2 separate regions of the Homo sapiens genome follow, and region 2 is linked to region 1. A link is an interaction called in ENCODE POLR2A ChIA-PET data of the cell type or tissue named here. Cell type or tissue: Panc1. All regions are shown on one strand.

Evidence for each region. Peaks named below come from ENCODE experiments on the same cell type or tissue, not always from the same donor. Only the 100,000 strongest peaks of a DNase experiment are listed, where the experiment ranks them.
Region 2: POLR2A ChIA-PET joins it to region 1 with 13 read pairs; 2 of 35 experiments call an interaction of 5 or more read pairs at or near these places.

What each region holds. Positions count from the first base shown.
Region 1 is chr6:419,755-427,754 of GRCh38, forward strand. No RefSeq gene overlaps it. Among named protein-coding and RNA genes, the nearest start is that of IRF4, 32 kb to the left of the region's middle. In Panc1, no CTCF peak of the experiment used is centred here; a DNase peak (open chromatin) is centred at 3,147; H3K27ac peaks cover 278 bases.
Region 2 is chr6:245,558-253,557 of GRCh38, forward strand. No RefSeq gene overlaps it. Among named protein-coding and RNA genes, the nearest start is that of DUSP22, 43 kb to the right of the region's middle. RefSeq lists an enhancer at 6,567-6,636. In Panc1, no CTCF peak of the experiment used is centred here; no DNase peak of the experiment used is centred here; H3K27me3 peaks cover 1,374 bases.

The DNA of each region.
Region 1 (8,000 bases):
CAGTGGCATTAAGTAATTCACATTGCTGTGCAGCCATATCCAGCATCTGTCTGCAGGACTTTCTCATCTTCCCAAATTGAAACCCTGTCTCCATCCCACACTATCTCCCCATTCCCTGGCCCCTTTGCCCCCAGCCCCCACCATTCTACTTTCTATCTCTATGAAACTGACTACTCTGGATACCTTGTATGCGTGGAATCCTGCAGTATTTGTCCTTCTGTGTCTGGCTTATTTCACTGAGCTTGATGTCCTCCAGGTTCGTTCATGTTGCAGCACGTGTCAGAATTTCCTTTCTTTCTAAGGCTAAATCATATTCCATTGCATGGGTGGACCATATTTTGTTCATTTATCTGTCCTGAACACTTGAGTTGCTTCCGTGTTTTAGCTACTGTGAATAACGCTGTTGTGGACATGGGTGGACAAATGGGTCTTCAAGACCCTGCTTTCAATTCTTTCATGTGTATACCCAGAAGTGGAACTGCTGGAGCGATGAAAATTCTATAATTAATATTTTAAAGGTACCACTGTACTGTTTACCACAGTGGCTGCATCATTTTACATTCCCACCAGCAATGCACAAGGATTCCAGTTTCCCCACATCCTCACCAACACTTGTTATTTTCTGAAGAACATTGATTTTTTTAAAAAGGATTCATTCCACAAACATCTTCTGAAGACTCCCCATGTTCCTGACCCTCCCTGCTTTCCAGGGATAGCCAGCTGTAATCGCACAGCTTCTGTGTGGGTGCAGGAGGCCAGCAAGCACTGAGACAGACGCTACGGGCAGGGCATTTCCGAGAAGGAAATATTTTCATTCTCCATTTTTAAGGTGAGAAACTGAGGCCCAGGAGTGTAAAGCCAGTACCCTAATATACAACTACTAAAAGAGGAAGCCAGGATTCAAATCCAGGCCTTTGTGGTTTCATAGCCTTATCTCTTAATTCTGATGCCAGCCTGCCTTCCCTTCCACCATTGACGTACCAAGAGTCAGAGAGGTGGCACGGTGTACCTGTATCCACACCACTGGTGAGCAGCCCTCCAGCATCACACCCAGACTTTCTAAGATGCTTGGTATCCCACAGATGGGAGCCAATTTCTTTAGGTGGGGAAAGAGAATGGGAGCAGAGAGAACAGCCTGTTCCACAAAGAAAGGAGAAGAACCAAGAGTTTGGGATTAAGCATAAAGGTCTAATTAACATTTATTAGGTGCTAAGTGCACTGCCATGTGTCAACTCCTGTAATCCTTGAAGTAATCCTGGGAGACAGGCATTTCATTTCTCACCTTACAGATGGGGGCACAGAGCACAGGGAGGATCTTGAGAGGGTCCCATGGTCAGCAAGTGTTGGTGAAAGGATATCATCCTGGCTGGTCCTACCCAGGTGCTCCATCTTCATCCTATAAAACTCTCTGTGCTTTAGTTTCTTCTATGAAACAGGACACCTATTTCATAGGGTAGTTGTCGGGATTAGTGATAAAGTGCTAAGAGTAATAGCTGGGGCACAGTTAATCCTATGTAAATATTGGCGAATTGTCTTAGTCTGTTGCCTGTTGCTATAATGGAATACCATAGAGTGGGTAATTTACAAAGAAAAGTATGTATTATTATGATTCTGGAGGCTGGGAAGTCCAAGAGCATGGCACTGGTACCTGGTAAGGACCTCCTTGCTGCATCATAACGTCGCATGGCTGAGGGTGTCGCATGGCCAGAGGGCATGGGCACGCCAGCTCAGGTTTCTCTTCCTCTCCTTAGGAAGCCACCAGTCCCATCATGGGGGCCGCACCCTCATGACCTTATCTAATCCTCATTACCTCCCAAAGGCCCTACCTCCAAATATCATCAGCAAATCAATGTGGGGGTTAAGTTTTCAACACATGAAATTTGGGGGACACATTTAAAGCACAGCAGCTATTACTAACTTGGTATTCATTAGAAGCTCCTTTGAGAGTAGGGCAGTACCTTCTTACCTCAGTGTTTCCTAAATTTTAGTCCTATTTACACTGCCTTCAAACTTTTGATTATTTATTTAAACATTATTTAATTTAAAAATATGACTATTATGCATTTAGTATCTGTTATCTATTTAAAACATTACTTCTTAAAATACTTTTAAAAGTATTGCTATTTTCTTAAAACTGTTGGTTTTAAACATTTTTCTTTAGACGAAGTCTTACTCTGTCACCCAGGCTGGAGTGCCATGGCACCATCTTGGGTCACTGCAACCTCTGCCTCCTGGGTTCAAGCAATTCTCCTGCCTCAGCCTCCCAAGTAGCTGGGACTATAGGCATGTGCCACCACACCTGGCTAATATTTGTTATTTTAGTAGAAATGGGGTCTCACTATGTTGGCCAGGCTGGTCTCAAACTCCTGACCTCAGGTGATCTGCTCATCTCAGCCTCCCAAAGTGCTAGGATTACAGGCATGAGCCATTGTGCCTGGCCTAAAGTTAAATATCTACTTTAGCACCATGTTGAGCAATAAAACGTGTAAAAGCCACAAGTTTGATGGGCCAATGATATATCTATTTTCCAACATCTTTTTTAAATAATTAATAAGAATTAAAATGCCTTTAGATGCATCTGAAGTCCTCTGGATTCCGAAACCCGTGGCAGGTGTAGTACTACTCCTTAGAGAGACACCAAATTCCCATCTGTCTCCCATGGTGCCTAGCATCTGCTTTTGGGGCCTCATGCTTATCAGATGAACAGAAAATTTAATCAATTAAGAATTAATTACTTGATTGATTATTGACTTCAGGGGAGATCTTCATTTTTACCCTGTAACTTTAATCAGTAGGTCAAGTTATAGACTGGAAGGAGGGGTTTCCTCTTTCTCTGACCAACCGTTTTCTCTGATCGGCCATAAATCTCCAACAAGCAAATCTCTCTGAAACCTGGTGACTGGATGCTTTCCTACAATTTCACAGCTTTGTTGGAAAATTCTGCCTTCCTTCTGGATAAGGAACATAAAGTCCTTGTCCATGGTCAGTCTCATAGATTGATTTACATTTTTTCCATGTTGCTGAAACATGACTCTTCTCTGTAAATGATTACATGTTGGAGTCTTTTCCTGGCAAAAAAAAAAAGAGCCAAGAAATGCAAACAACTGAAGCTGAGACACTCACTTCAGAGGTGCCTGAACATTTTAGTCATCCCCGTGGCTATGTTTGCTTGGGTGACCTCGCACCGGAGCTTACTCACCACCGTGTGATTTTGTGACCACATAACTTTTGCTCAATGTTTTAAAGGTTCATGAAACAACCAAGAGGCCTGCTTTCCCTCATGTTCATAAGCAATGGCAAAACAAAATTCAGGGTTTTTTTTTTTTTTTTTTTTTTTTTTTTGACATTTAGGACCCAGGTCATGATACAAAACATTGAACTTTAAAAGATGTTTAGGTTGAAAATTTTAAAAATAGATTTTAACCGTCTAAAGGAGAGAATAAGCAGAATGAGAGATGGAGTGACGTCCCCTCTCAGCGTGAGCTGCCTGGCCACATGCAGCCAACCTGGACCTGGCCGGCTGGTCACTTTGTTCTTAGTCTCCTCTGTGCTGGGAGGCTGTCCCTCCCCTTCTACCTGGTTCCTTCCACCTGGAATCAGGCGCTAGTTCATGTCTCCCCTCACCAGTGACCACAGCCAGAAGAGGAAGGTGAGTGGAGGGGCCATGGGGCTTCCATGGGCTTGTGGCCTGCCTGCCTGGACGGAGTCCCTGCTCTCCCACTGCTCTGTTCAAGACACTCTGGGTGAGGAGCAGGGAGCCCTTGTGCCTCTTACTCTTGATCCCAGACTTTCTTCAGCCTCCAAAGAGAGACCATGTGTGGCACAGGATGCCACCTCCTCTGTAGGATGGAGGCAGGGAGCCCTCACAAAGTCCCTTTGGAGCGCAGAAGAAAAACTCAGCTATGGAACAAGGTAGAGAATGGAAGCACGTTAGTGCTAGCAGAGTCTGCCTGAGACCTGGGTAGGTCCCCAACATTTGGGACGGCTGTTTTTGTCCTGGAGTTTGAAGGAGAAACCCCTGAAAGATGGGTGTGGCCGCGGGGAAAGAGGTGGGGTGTGGGCGGAGGGGGCCTCAGGGCAAGGCTTGGGGTGCGGCGGGGGCTGCAGAGGCTCCCAGTGCCGTGAGACGCGTGGCCGCGGGGCCCGTGCTGGCTGGGACCACCTCCAGGAGCCCGTGGGTGCCCGGGAAGAGGGCAGGAGGTGCTGGGCCCTGCTGGGGAAGAGGATCGGTAAGGACTTGCAGGTGACTTTGCTCGCCTGTCCTGAACAGGGCACAGGGAAGGCTTCCCAGGGCCGTCTCCTTGTGGCCTGGCTCCTGCGGGCCCCGAGCCAGCCCTTCCCGGCCAGCCCAGCACAACAGCCCCGCCAGTCCGAACCAATGGAGAACTGCTTCGCGATGGGAAGCCGACACCAGCAGCGAAAGCACAACTTCCGGCCAGGGGAAAAGCACACCTCCAACCATGCGGCGCTAGGCCTCGGCTCTCCAGTCCGCAAGGTCCTTTCCAGGCCGCCGCGGGCGCTGCTGAGCTCTGGACCGGACTGTCCCGCCCTCCCCGCCGAGGAAGCCCCCCGCCGGGCCTTCCCGCCCTCCCCGCCGACGGAGCCCCCCGCCGGGCCTTCCCGCCCTCCCCGCCGACGGAGCCCCCCGCCGGGCCTTCCCGCCCTCCCCGCCGACGGAGCCCCCCGCCGGGCCTTCCCGCCCTCCCCGCCGACGGAGCCCCCCGCCGGGCCTTCCCGCCCTCCCCGCCGACGGAGCCCCCCGCGGGGCCTTCCCGCCCTCCCCGCCGACGGAGCCCCCCGCCGGGCCTTCCCGCCCTCCCCGCCGACGGAGCCCCCCGCCGGGCCTTCCCGCCCTCCCCGCCGACGGAGCCCCCCGCCGGGCCTTCCCGCCCTCCCCGCCGACGGAGCCCCCCGCGGGGCCTTCCCGCCCTCCCCGCCGACGGAGCCCCCCGCCGGGCCTTCCCGCCCTCCCCGCCGACGGAGCCCCCCGCCGGGCCTTCCCGCCCTCCCCGCCGACGGAGCCCCCCGCCGGGCCTTCCTTTCTGCGTTACCCTTCCCGTGCTGGGCCTGGCGCCTGGGTGTCAGGGCCTCCTCCTGGGACAGAGGAAGGGGCCAGGCTCCCTCTGCAGACAGCTCTGGGGCCTACTCCGCGTTTCCAACCAGCACCGCAGGAAACCTGCGCACCCAAAGGCGAAAAGCGGGCACAGCAGGGCAGAAGGGAGCCGTGGCCAGGGAGGAGGAATGCAGAGACCTGCAGAAGAACCAAAGCTAGCTGCAGAGAAACTGGAGCAGGGATCTGGGGGTCCCAAGGCAGCGGTCCTGGGCAGAACCCCGCTGAGGCTTGTTAGGAAACAAGTGAAACTGTCAAAACCTGAGACTCCCTGGTGTGCCTCCGCCAGGCAGCTCCAGAGCTCCAAGTATTGTGTCTGGAATTTGAGTTCCTGCTCTCACTGACTTCAAGAATGAAGCCACAGGCCCTCACGGTGAGTGTTACAGTTCTTAACGTCAGCATGTCCAGAGTCTGTTGCTTCTGATGTATCGGATGCATTCGGTTTCTTCCTTGTGGTGGGTTTGTGGTCTCACTGGCTCAAGAGTGAAGCTGCAGACCTTTAGTGCGAGTGTTGCAACTCTTAAAGCTGCACTTCAGGAGTTGTTCGATCCCTCTCAGTAGGGTTATTGTCTCATTGGCTTCAGAAATGAAGCTGCAGACCTTCAAGATAAGTGTTACAGTTAATAAAACCAGTGTGGACCCATAAGAGTGAGCAGTAAGCAAGATTTATTGCAAAGAGAAAAAGAACAAAGGTTCCACAATGCAGAACGTGACCCGAAGGAGTTGTCGCCGCTGACTCAGGCAGCCTGCTTTTATTCTCTTATCTGGCCCCACCCACATCCTGCTGATTGGTAGAGCTGAATGGTCTGTTTTGACAGGGCGCTGATTGGTGCGTTTACAACCCCCAAGCTAGACATAAAAGTTCTCCAAGGCCCCACCAGAGCAGCTAGATACAGAGTGCCGATTGGTGTATTTACAATCCCTGAGCTAGACGTAAAGGTTCTCCAAGGCCCCACCAGATTAGCTAGATACGGTGTCCACACAAAGGTTCTCTAAGGCCCCACCAGAGTAACTAGATACAGAGTGTCGATTGGTGCATTCACAAACCCCGAGCTAGACACAGGGTGCTGACTGATGTGTTTACAAACCTTGAGCTAGATACAGAGTGTCGATTGGTGCATTCACAAACCCTGAGCTAGACACAGGGTGCGGACTGGTGTGTTTACAAACCTTGAGCTAGATACAGAGTGCCGATTGGTGTGTTTACAATCCCTTAGCTAGACATAAAGGTTCTCCACGTCCCCACTAGACTCAGGAGCCCAGCTGGCTTCACCCAGTGGATCCCGCACCGGGGCTGCAGGCGGAGCTGCTTGCCAATCCCGCGCTGTGAGCCGGCACTCCTCAGCCCCTGGGTGGTCGATGGGACTGGGCGCCGTGGAGCACGGGGCGGCGCTCATCGGGGAAGCTCGGGCCGCACTGGAGCCCACGGAGAGGGTGGGAGACTCAGGCATGGCGGGCTGCAGATCCCGAGCCCTGTCCCGCGGGAAGGCAGCTAAGGCCCGGCGAGAAATCGAGTGCAGCGCCGGTGGTTTGTCACTGCTGGGGGACCCAGTACACCCTCCGCAGCCGCTGGCCCGGGTGCTAAGCCCCTCATTGCCCGGGGCCTGCAGGGCCGGCCTGATGCTCCGAGTGCGGGGCCCGCCAAGCCCACGCCCACCCGGAACTCGCGCTGGCCCGCAAGCGCCGCGCGCAGCCCGGGTTCCGCTGGCGCCTCTCCCTCCACACCTCCCTGTAAGCTGAGGGAGCCGGCTCCGGCCTTGACCAGCCCAGAAAGGGGCTCCCACAGTGCAGTGGTGGGCTGAAGGGCTCCTCAAGTGCCGCCAAAGTGGGAGCCCAGGCAGAGGAGGCGCCGAGAGCGAGTGAGGGCTGTGAGGACTGCCAGTATGCTGTCACGTCTCAGTGTCACGCAGACTACTTGCAGGCAGGAGAAAAAGAGGCTGCACAGCACGGCTTCCTGCCAGTCAAAGGCCTAGGAGCAGCCCTGGGCTCTGCACTCTGTGTGCGGATGCAAAGGCACAGGGGGAGGAATCTGGCCAAATGCAAGCGCCCCTCACTGGGCATCTCTGCCTCCTGCCCTGCTTCTGCCAAGGCAGGCCTGGGGTGGGGGGGCCAGGCCCCAGGGGCCAGAGCCAAGTGTCTGCTTCTCTGCTGTTTTTCAACAGAGCCACCATAAAAAATACATAAACTTCTAATGAATTATATTAGCAACAAAGGTAATCCATACTCCAACTACTCATTACTTCCTGATTTCTCAACTGCATTTACTAGCATCTCTTCTTTAGAGGCGGTTTGTGTGTATTGCCTCTGTGGGGTGAAGGGTGTGCTGAAGTGCAGACTTTTCCAGCCCTGCGTTCAGAGGCATCAGGCTGGGAGCTTGAAGCTGGTGGGAGTATTTACACCACAGGGATGGGCAGAGACTGCACATCAAGGCTTGCTCCACCCCCTCCTCCATGCGGCTTGCAAGCCATGCATCAGCACACCCTGGGTGGGTTTGATTTGCTCTTCTGCTCCCCATTCCTTCCACCTTTGGTCTTAGCAGCTTGGGGCTACTAGGGTGAGAAAGAAGGACAGCAGAGATGGAGAGGAACTGAGGTCTCTCCCTCTCTGGTAATATCATAATACAGCTTTTTCTTGGACAACTCTGGCTGGCAGAGGTATCCAAAGGCTGGCTCTCGTGAATGAGTCCTAGGTGAGGCAGGGGGAAAGTCCCCCAGGAGCGTGGTTTGTAGGGATGGAAGGAGAGCTCTTGGAAGTCCCATCCCTGCAGGCCCTGCCCAAGGCACTTTTCCGGGGGTGGGCCAGCTCAGGCAGGCCAGGCCACTTCTGTTGGGTCCACTCTTGCCTCCCCGCACCGGGGCTGCCCCACATCTGTCTGTGTCTGCCTTTCCTT
Region 2 (8,000 bases), 170 kb before region 1:
TTTGCATAAGAGTCTGCCAATCACCCTTTAACACATTTCATCACTACTCTTGAGTTCACTCTTCCCTCCTTCATAAAGCCGCATCACCTTCTGACATGAAGCAAACCCTGAAACAAGGTCTGCAAATCACAGGCTCATGATGGGCCCAGATTCTCTGCAAAAAAGAAAGGACATCAAATAAGATAGATGTCATAAAGTGATTACCTTCATTATGAGCAGTCTGGAAACCCAGTCTTGGTAATGGTTTGAAGTCATCAAATGTATCTACTCCCCTTATATAAATTTTACAGTTGTGTAGGCATGTTAGGTTGAACCATATGAAATTGCTGTTCTACAGGTTAAAGTGTTCAATATGAGCAAATCCCCATGGTTTGACCTAATAGATATGTATGCAATTATAACACTCATATGGATGTGTATGTAGAGATACACAACGCACGCATTCATACAGAGTAAAACTACATCATGAGTGAAAGTTCTGGGCTAATTTAGGTGTAAGCAGAAAATCATGCTTCTTGGTGTACGTGTTTCTGTTCCTTTAAACTCTAATTTCTGGAAGTTTATGTGAAATGAGGAGAGGAGTCTGTGCTATATTGTGGGAAACTTATGAGGCCAGGAATTAGGAAACCTACAGTCTCACTTGCTCTAAGACGTACTCATCCCTTTAGTGGACATTACTTTAGTAAATTTTTCTTGGATTCTGAAGGATTTTACAGGTTCTCAATCTGTTTTTTCCTGAGGATCCAGAATGGATAGGAGATTGGGTTGAGTTGAAGCTTAAAATTATCTATTTTCCTTTTGTTTTGCTTCTTTCAGTTTTGAAGAAAAATATTTCCTGATATAACCTTTTTTTCCTGATTGGCCTCTTTCTACCAAACTAAGAGAGCAGCAAACACAAAATGTGGCTGAGATTCCATTTGGCAGGAATCCAGCGATTCTGAGTTTGGTTCTCCACATTTTGCAGAACACATCCGCCTGACTCACAAACCTACACTCTCCCATGTCCATCATGGTGAAGGTGCCGACATGATGCTAATGACTCACACGCACCAGAGGAGGGTGACACTAGACGCACTCGTGGAGCCACTCATGCTCGGTTTCCTAATTATGGGAAAGACTTGTGTTGAGCCACCTTCACGTTCTCACCTTCTCCTCTGCAATGTATGTGACCTTCCAGCACAGGCACCAGCCCTTAGAAATATGTCAGCCTGTCTGGTCAATATGGTGAAACCCCATTTCTACTAAAAATACAAAAATTAGCGGGGTGTGGTGGTGGGCGCCTGTAGTCCCAGTTACTCAGGAGGCTGAGGCAGAAGAATCCCTTGAACCTGGAAGGTGGAGGTTGCAGTGAACCGAGATCACACCACTGCACTCCAGCCTGGGTGACAGAGAGAGACTCCGTCTCAACAAAAAAAAAAAAAAAAAGAAAAAAGAAAGAAATATGTCAATATGTCAGCCTGTAAAATCTGTCTCCAGAGAAAGGGAAGAGAAGGAATTACCATGTCTTGGCTTGGGTTGTAGTTGGTGAAGTTTACTATTGTGTACAGAAGAACTTGAATTTTCTCTAATCATTAGTAGTAAGTAAAACATGCTTCTTAATGGAGTGACTGTTGTGGAGACATAGAGAAATACAGAAAAAAAATTACATATATATATATATGGAACAGGGTGAGGGAGAGACAAAAGAGAAATAATACACACTTTTTTGCATAATAGCTTTATAGAGGTATAATTCATACCATAAAATCACTCTTTTAAAGTGTGAAATTTAGCGTTTTTTAATACTTTTGAAGAGTTGTGTAACCATCATGACTACGTAATTTAGAACATTTTTATCACCTTCAAAAAAAATATATCCCACACCTATGAGCAGTCACTCCCTATTTTCTCTTCCTCCCAGCCCCTGGCAATCACTAATTTAGTTTCTGGCTCTGTGGATTTCCCTTTTTCAGACATTTCGCATCCATGGTCTGATACAGCATGTGGTCTTTTGCGCCTGGCTTCTTTCACTTCACATTTTCAAGGTCTTTGGGGGTCATTAGCGCCGTGCCATGGATAAGAACTTCATTTGCTTTTGTGGCTAATAGTCTCTTGTATGGATAGACCACATTCTGTTTAGTCACTCATCAGTTGATAGACATTTGGGTTGTTTCTACTCTTTGGCTATTACAAAAAATGCTGCTACTATGAACATTTATGTACAAATGTTACGTAGACATATGTTTTGATTTCTGGGGTATACACCCAGGAGTAGAATTTTTAGGTAATATAAGAACTCTGTTTAATATTGTGGGTAACTGACACACTGTTTTCCAAAGTGGCTGCACCATTTTACATTCCCATGGTAAACTAAGAGGGTTCCAATTTTTCGTGTCCTTGCCAATACTTACTATTTTTTTTGAGATGGAGTCTCACTCTATTTGGAGTGCAATGGCGTGATCTCAGCTCACTGCAAACTCCGCCTCCCGGGTTCAAGCGATTCTCCTGCTTCAGCCTCCTGAGTAGCTGGGATTACAGGCAAGCACCACCACGCCCGGCTAATTTTTGTATTTTAGTGGAGATGAGGTTTCACCATGTTGGTCAGGCTGGTCTCGAACTCCTGACCTCGTAATCTGCCTGCCTTGGCCTCCCAAAGTGCTAGGATTACAGGCGGGAGCCACAGCGCCTGGCCAATACTTACTATTATTTGTCTAATTATAGCCATCCTCATGGGTGTGAAGTGATATCTCATTGTGGTTTTGATTTTCACTTCCCTAATGGTGGATAATTTTTGGGCATCTTTTCATATTCTTGTTGGCCATTTATATATCTTTCTTAGAGAAATGTCTGTTCAGATCCTTTGTGCATTTTTTTAAAAAATAGCTTATTTTTCTTTTTATTATTGAGTTGTAGATGTTCTGTACTTATTCTAGAAGCAAGTTACCCTTCTATTCTGAATATATTTGATTTGCAAATATTTTTCCCATTTTGTGGGGTTTTTTTTTTTAACCTGATGGTGTCTTTTGCAGAACAAAAGTTTTTAATTTTGATCAAGTCCAATCAATCTTTTTTTTTCATTTGCCACTTTTGCTTTGTTGTTTTATCTAGGAAGACTTTACCTAACTCAAGGATATTAAAATTTACCTTTAGTACTTCTTCTAAGAGTGTATAGTTTTAGCTCTCACATTAAGGTTTATGACTCATATGGATTTAATTTTTGTGTATGTAAGAAAGGAGTCCAACTTTATTCTTTTGCATGTTGATATTCAGTTTTCCCAGCACCATTTGTTAAAAAGATCTAGAGAGAGGAGGGTAATACTGGACCTACTCATAAAACCACCCGTGCTTGATTTTCTAATTTCTAATTTAAAATTATATCTATGAGTCTAATAATTTCCTAATTTTTAAAAATATTTTAATTTTTAATTTTGTGGGTACATAGTAGGTGTATGTATTTATGCAGTACATGAAACATTTTGATACAGGCATATAATGTATAACAATCACATCAGGGTAAACGGGGTATCCATCTCCTAAAGCATTTGTCATAGCTTTGTGTTACAAACAATCCAATTATAATCTGTTAGGTATTTTAAAATGTACAATAAATTATTGTTGACTGTAGTCACCCTGTTGTGATATCAAATACTAGATCTTATTCATTCTAATATATATATTAGAATATATACATATATTCTAATTCATATATATACATATGTATAAATAGAAAAGAAATATATATATTTCTTTTTTTTTTTTTTTGTAGATGGAGTCTCGCTCTGTCACCCAGGCTGGAGTGCAGTGGCATGATCTTAGCTCACTGCAACCTCCGCCTCCTGGGTTCAAGTGATTCTCTTGCCTCAGCCTCCCAAGTAGCTGGGACTACAGATGCACGCCACCATGCCCGGCTTATTTTTGTATTTTTAGAAGAGACAGGGTTTCAGCATATTGGTCAGGCTGGTTTCGAACTCCTGACCTCAAGTGATCCACCTGCCTCGGCCTCCAAAAGTGCTGGGATTACAGGCATGAGCCACCGCACCCACCCATTCTAACTATATTTGTGTACACTTTAACCATCCTTCTGTCCTCCCCACCCCAGCCCTTACTACCTTCTGGGAACCATTCTTCCCCTCTGTATCTCCATGAATTCAACTGTTTTAATTTTTAGCTTTCACAAGTGAGTGAGAACATGCAAAGTTTGTCAGTCAGTGCCTGGCTTGTCTCACTTAACATGATGACCTCCAGTCCCATGCATATTACAGCATCTAATTCTTTTCTATGGCTGAATAGTACTTTATTGTGTATATGTACCACATATCCTTTATCCATTCATCTATTGATGGATACTTAGGTTGCTTCCAGATCTTGGCTATTGTGAATAGTGCTGCAATAAACATGGGCATGCAGACATCTCTTCAGTATAGTGATTTTCTTTCTTTTGGGTATATACCCAGCAGTGGGATTGCTGGATTCTAGGGTAGCTCTATTTGTCAAAATTGATTGGCCACAAACATAAGGATTTATTTCTGGACTCTAAATTCTCTTCCATTGATCTACATGTCCGGCTAGTACCACACTGTCTTGCTTACTGTCACTTTGTAGTAAGCTTTAAAATCAGGACGTGTGAGTCTTTCAACTTTGTTTTAATTTTTCAAGATTGTTCTGGTTATTCTTGGTGCCTTGCCTTTCCGTATGAATTGTATAATAAGCTTGTCAGTTTCTGCCGAAAAAAAAAAGCCAGCTGGGATAATGATAGGGATTATATTGAATCTGTAGATCAATTTGGGGAGTACTGCCGTCTTAACAATAAGTATTGAGTATTCCAATCTATGTTCATGAGATGTCTTCCATTAATTTAGATCCTCTGTAATTCTTCCAATGATGTTTTGTACTATAGTTTTCAGTGTAGAAGTCTTGAATTTTTTGGAAAAATCTATCCTTAAAATATTTTATTCTTTTTGATACTATTATAAATGGAACTATTTTCTTACTTTTATTTTCAAATTGTTCATTGCTAGTGTATAGAACCAACCGACTTTTGTATATTGATCTGCTACCCAGCAACCTTAATGAACTAATTTTATATGCCTAATAGTTTATTTTGTGGCATGCTTAGAATTTTTAATATTAGATCATGTCATCTACAAACAGAGATAGTTTTACTTCTTTCTTTCCCATCTGATGTCTTTCACTTTTCTTTCTTGTCTAATTGTCCTGGCTTGATCCTCCATTGCAATGTTGAATAGAAGTGGTGAGAGTGGACTTCCTTAGGGCAAAAACATTCTGTCTTTTACCACATGTGTAATGTTAGGTGTGGTTTGTTTGTAGATTCCCTTGATCAGGTGGAGGAAGTTCCCTTCTATTCTTAGTTTTTGTGTGTTTGTATTATGAAAGATTGTTAAATTTTGTAAAATGCTTTTTTTCCCATCTCTTCAGATGACTATGTGGTTTTGTTGTCATGCTATTAATACAGTGCATTACATTGACTGATTTTTCAAAGTTAAAGCATCCTTATCTTCTTTGGATGAATCTCATTGGATTCAGTTTGTGTTTTGTTGAGGATGTTTGTATTGATATGTATAAGGGATATTGGTTTGTACTTTTCTTATGATATCTTTGACTGGTTTTGGTATCAGGGTAATACTGGCGACATAGAATAAGGTGAAAAGTGTTTCCTCCTCTTCTCTTTTTAAGAGTTTATGAGAGGGTCCGGGCGTGGTGGCTCATGCTTGTAATCCCAGCACTTTGGGAGGCTGAGGCAGGCGGATCGCTTGAGGTTGAGAGTTCGAGACCAGCCTGACCAACATGGAGAAACCCCATCTCTACTAAAAATACAAAATTAGCCAGGTGTGGTGGCACATGCCTGTAATCCCAGCTACTCAGGAGGCTGAGGCAGGAGAATTGCTTGAACCCGGGAGGTGGAGGTTGCAGTGAGCCGAGATCACACCACTGCACTCCAGCCTGGGCAACAAGAGCGAAACTCCGTCTAAGGAAAAAAAAAAAAGTTTATGAGAGATTGTTGCTAATTCTGCATTTGATAGAATTCACCAATGAAGCCATGTGAGTCTGAGCTTTTTGGTAGGAAGTTTTTAATTACCAATTCAATCTCCTTACCTGCTACATGTCTATTCGTATTTCTTATTTACCCCTCTCTCGGCTTCAATAGTTTGTGTCTGGTATACACATGTTAAAATAAAAATGTTAATTTGAAGTTTCTCCCCATCCCTGTCATCTACCTATCCTCCTTATTACTTGGGCTCATCTCCTTGACAGCAACTATAGGAAAAACAAGAAAGCAAAAATATTATCTCTTTACATGCGACAGATTCCTTTGGATTTTGCTCCCCCATGGCTTCTTTTGATATGTTTGGTCTCCTAGCCCCTCCTCTTTAAAACTTCTCGACTCTAGAAAAACACAGAAGAAAAAGACTGAGCGAGAGAAAGAGAAAGATTGTTCTAGTGAGATTTGAATCCATTCTGTAGTGCCACATGGATAAAAAGTAGGCCTATCAAATGTCACAAATGGGCTTGACTCACTTGGCATCTCAAAGCCCTTATGACATGTAACTGCTAGCAAAGGTGTGATGATTCATATCTTCAGCAGAATTGAGAACATGAAACTCTACTTTGCCTTCCTCCTTAGAATTGTTCAGAGGAAATGTTATTTCTTCCCTGAAAGTTGGTTGCAAGTTTCTTTCCTTTCTTACTGAATGAAATGTCACATATATTGATAGATGACCACTTTCACACAGAGCTAGGTAAATAAGATTATGATTCTTATATTAATTCCAGAGTGATGATTTGATAAAGAGAGGAGATAATCCATCATTTCATCCTTGCAACAGAGGTCTCAATTTTGTTGTTATTAGAAGGAGATGAATTATTTTTTCTTTAATATACTTTAAAAAACAAAACCAACCACCATCAGCAACAAAAATACTCTCTAAACTTGTGTTTAAACTGCAGCGGAAAAAACTATTTTAGTGAACTTAGCATTTTCCTAGTATTACCTCACCTCAGGATTTGAGTTTTCCAATGACTGTGGCAGTGCCTTGTTATTTTTAGGGATTCGACAGCCTTTTCTGCAAACCGTCCCCTTAAACTCTCCCTCATCTACCTCTGCATTGTGATTATCTCATATATCAAAAAGTTTCTTTTTCTCTAAGATGAAGCTGGCTTATCTTTATTCAGTCTAGAAGATTTGATTGCACAGAAATGATCTAATAGTTGCCCACCGAAGGATTTCACTGCACCCGAACTCATTCAAAATGCTTCCTTAGTCAGTTTGTTCTTGTTTTCCTTCTAAGTTTTGCATGCTTCTTAAACCCTGTTTCAGAAAGTCAAAGAAACATACCTTCTCATTCATTTAAACAACACTGAAGGACCTGAAAAAGCCTGTCCTTAATTATTTCATAACTGAAACGAAAACAAATTTTAGCATGTCAGTCTGATCTTGTAAGCCATACACAGGAAACCCAAGGTCAGCGTAGAGTGTCTTATTCTAGAATGGTAAGCCAGGCATTATTGTTTCTATTATTCTATAAATTACAGCTGACATGCATGTATGACAGCTTAACACAGATATTAAACAGACCAAAGAGACTTTCAATTTCTACCTACAGTGACAGATTATTTATCTCAACAGGTAAAATCATAATAAATCCAAAACTCTTAGGGATGCCATGAAGTGTTTATTTTCTAGTTGGAGAGGAAATTATGTTGGCACCTTAATTACGCTTTATTTTACTGTTTCATTCATGGGCCTCGGTTGCACAGAATCAGATGACTCATAATTCTTGCTTCACCACACACTTCCCCACTGGCCCATGCACGGCCCTTTTCTATTAATTTACTCATTTATTTATTTCTAATAATACAAAAAAAACACCCACGGACCCACCACCCATCACCACTGATCCATAAGCCAGGACTATGAATTTTTTTTTTTTTTGAGACACAGTCTCACTCTGTCGCCCAGGCTGGAGGGCAGTGGCATGACCTCGGCTCACTGCAACCTCTGC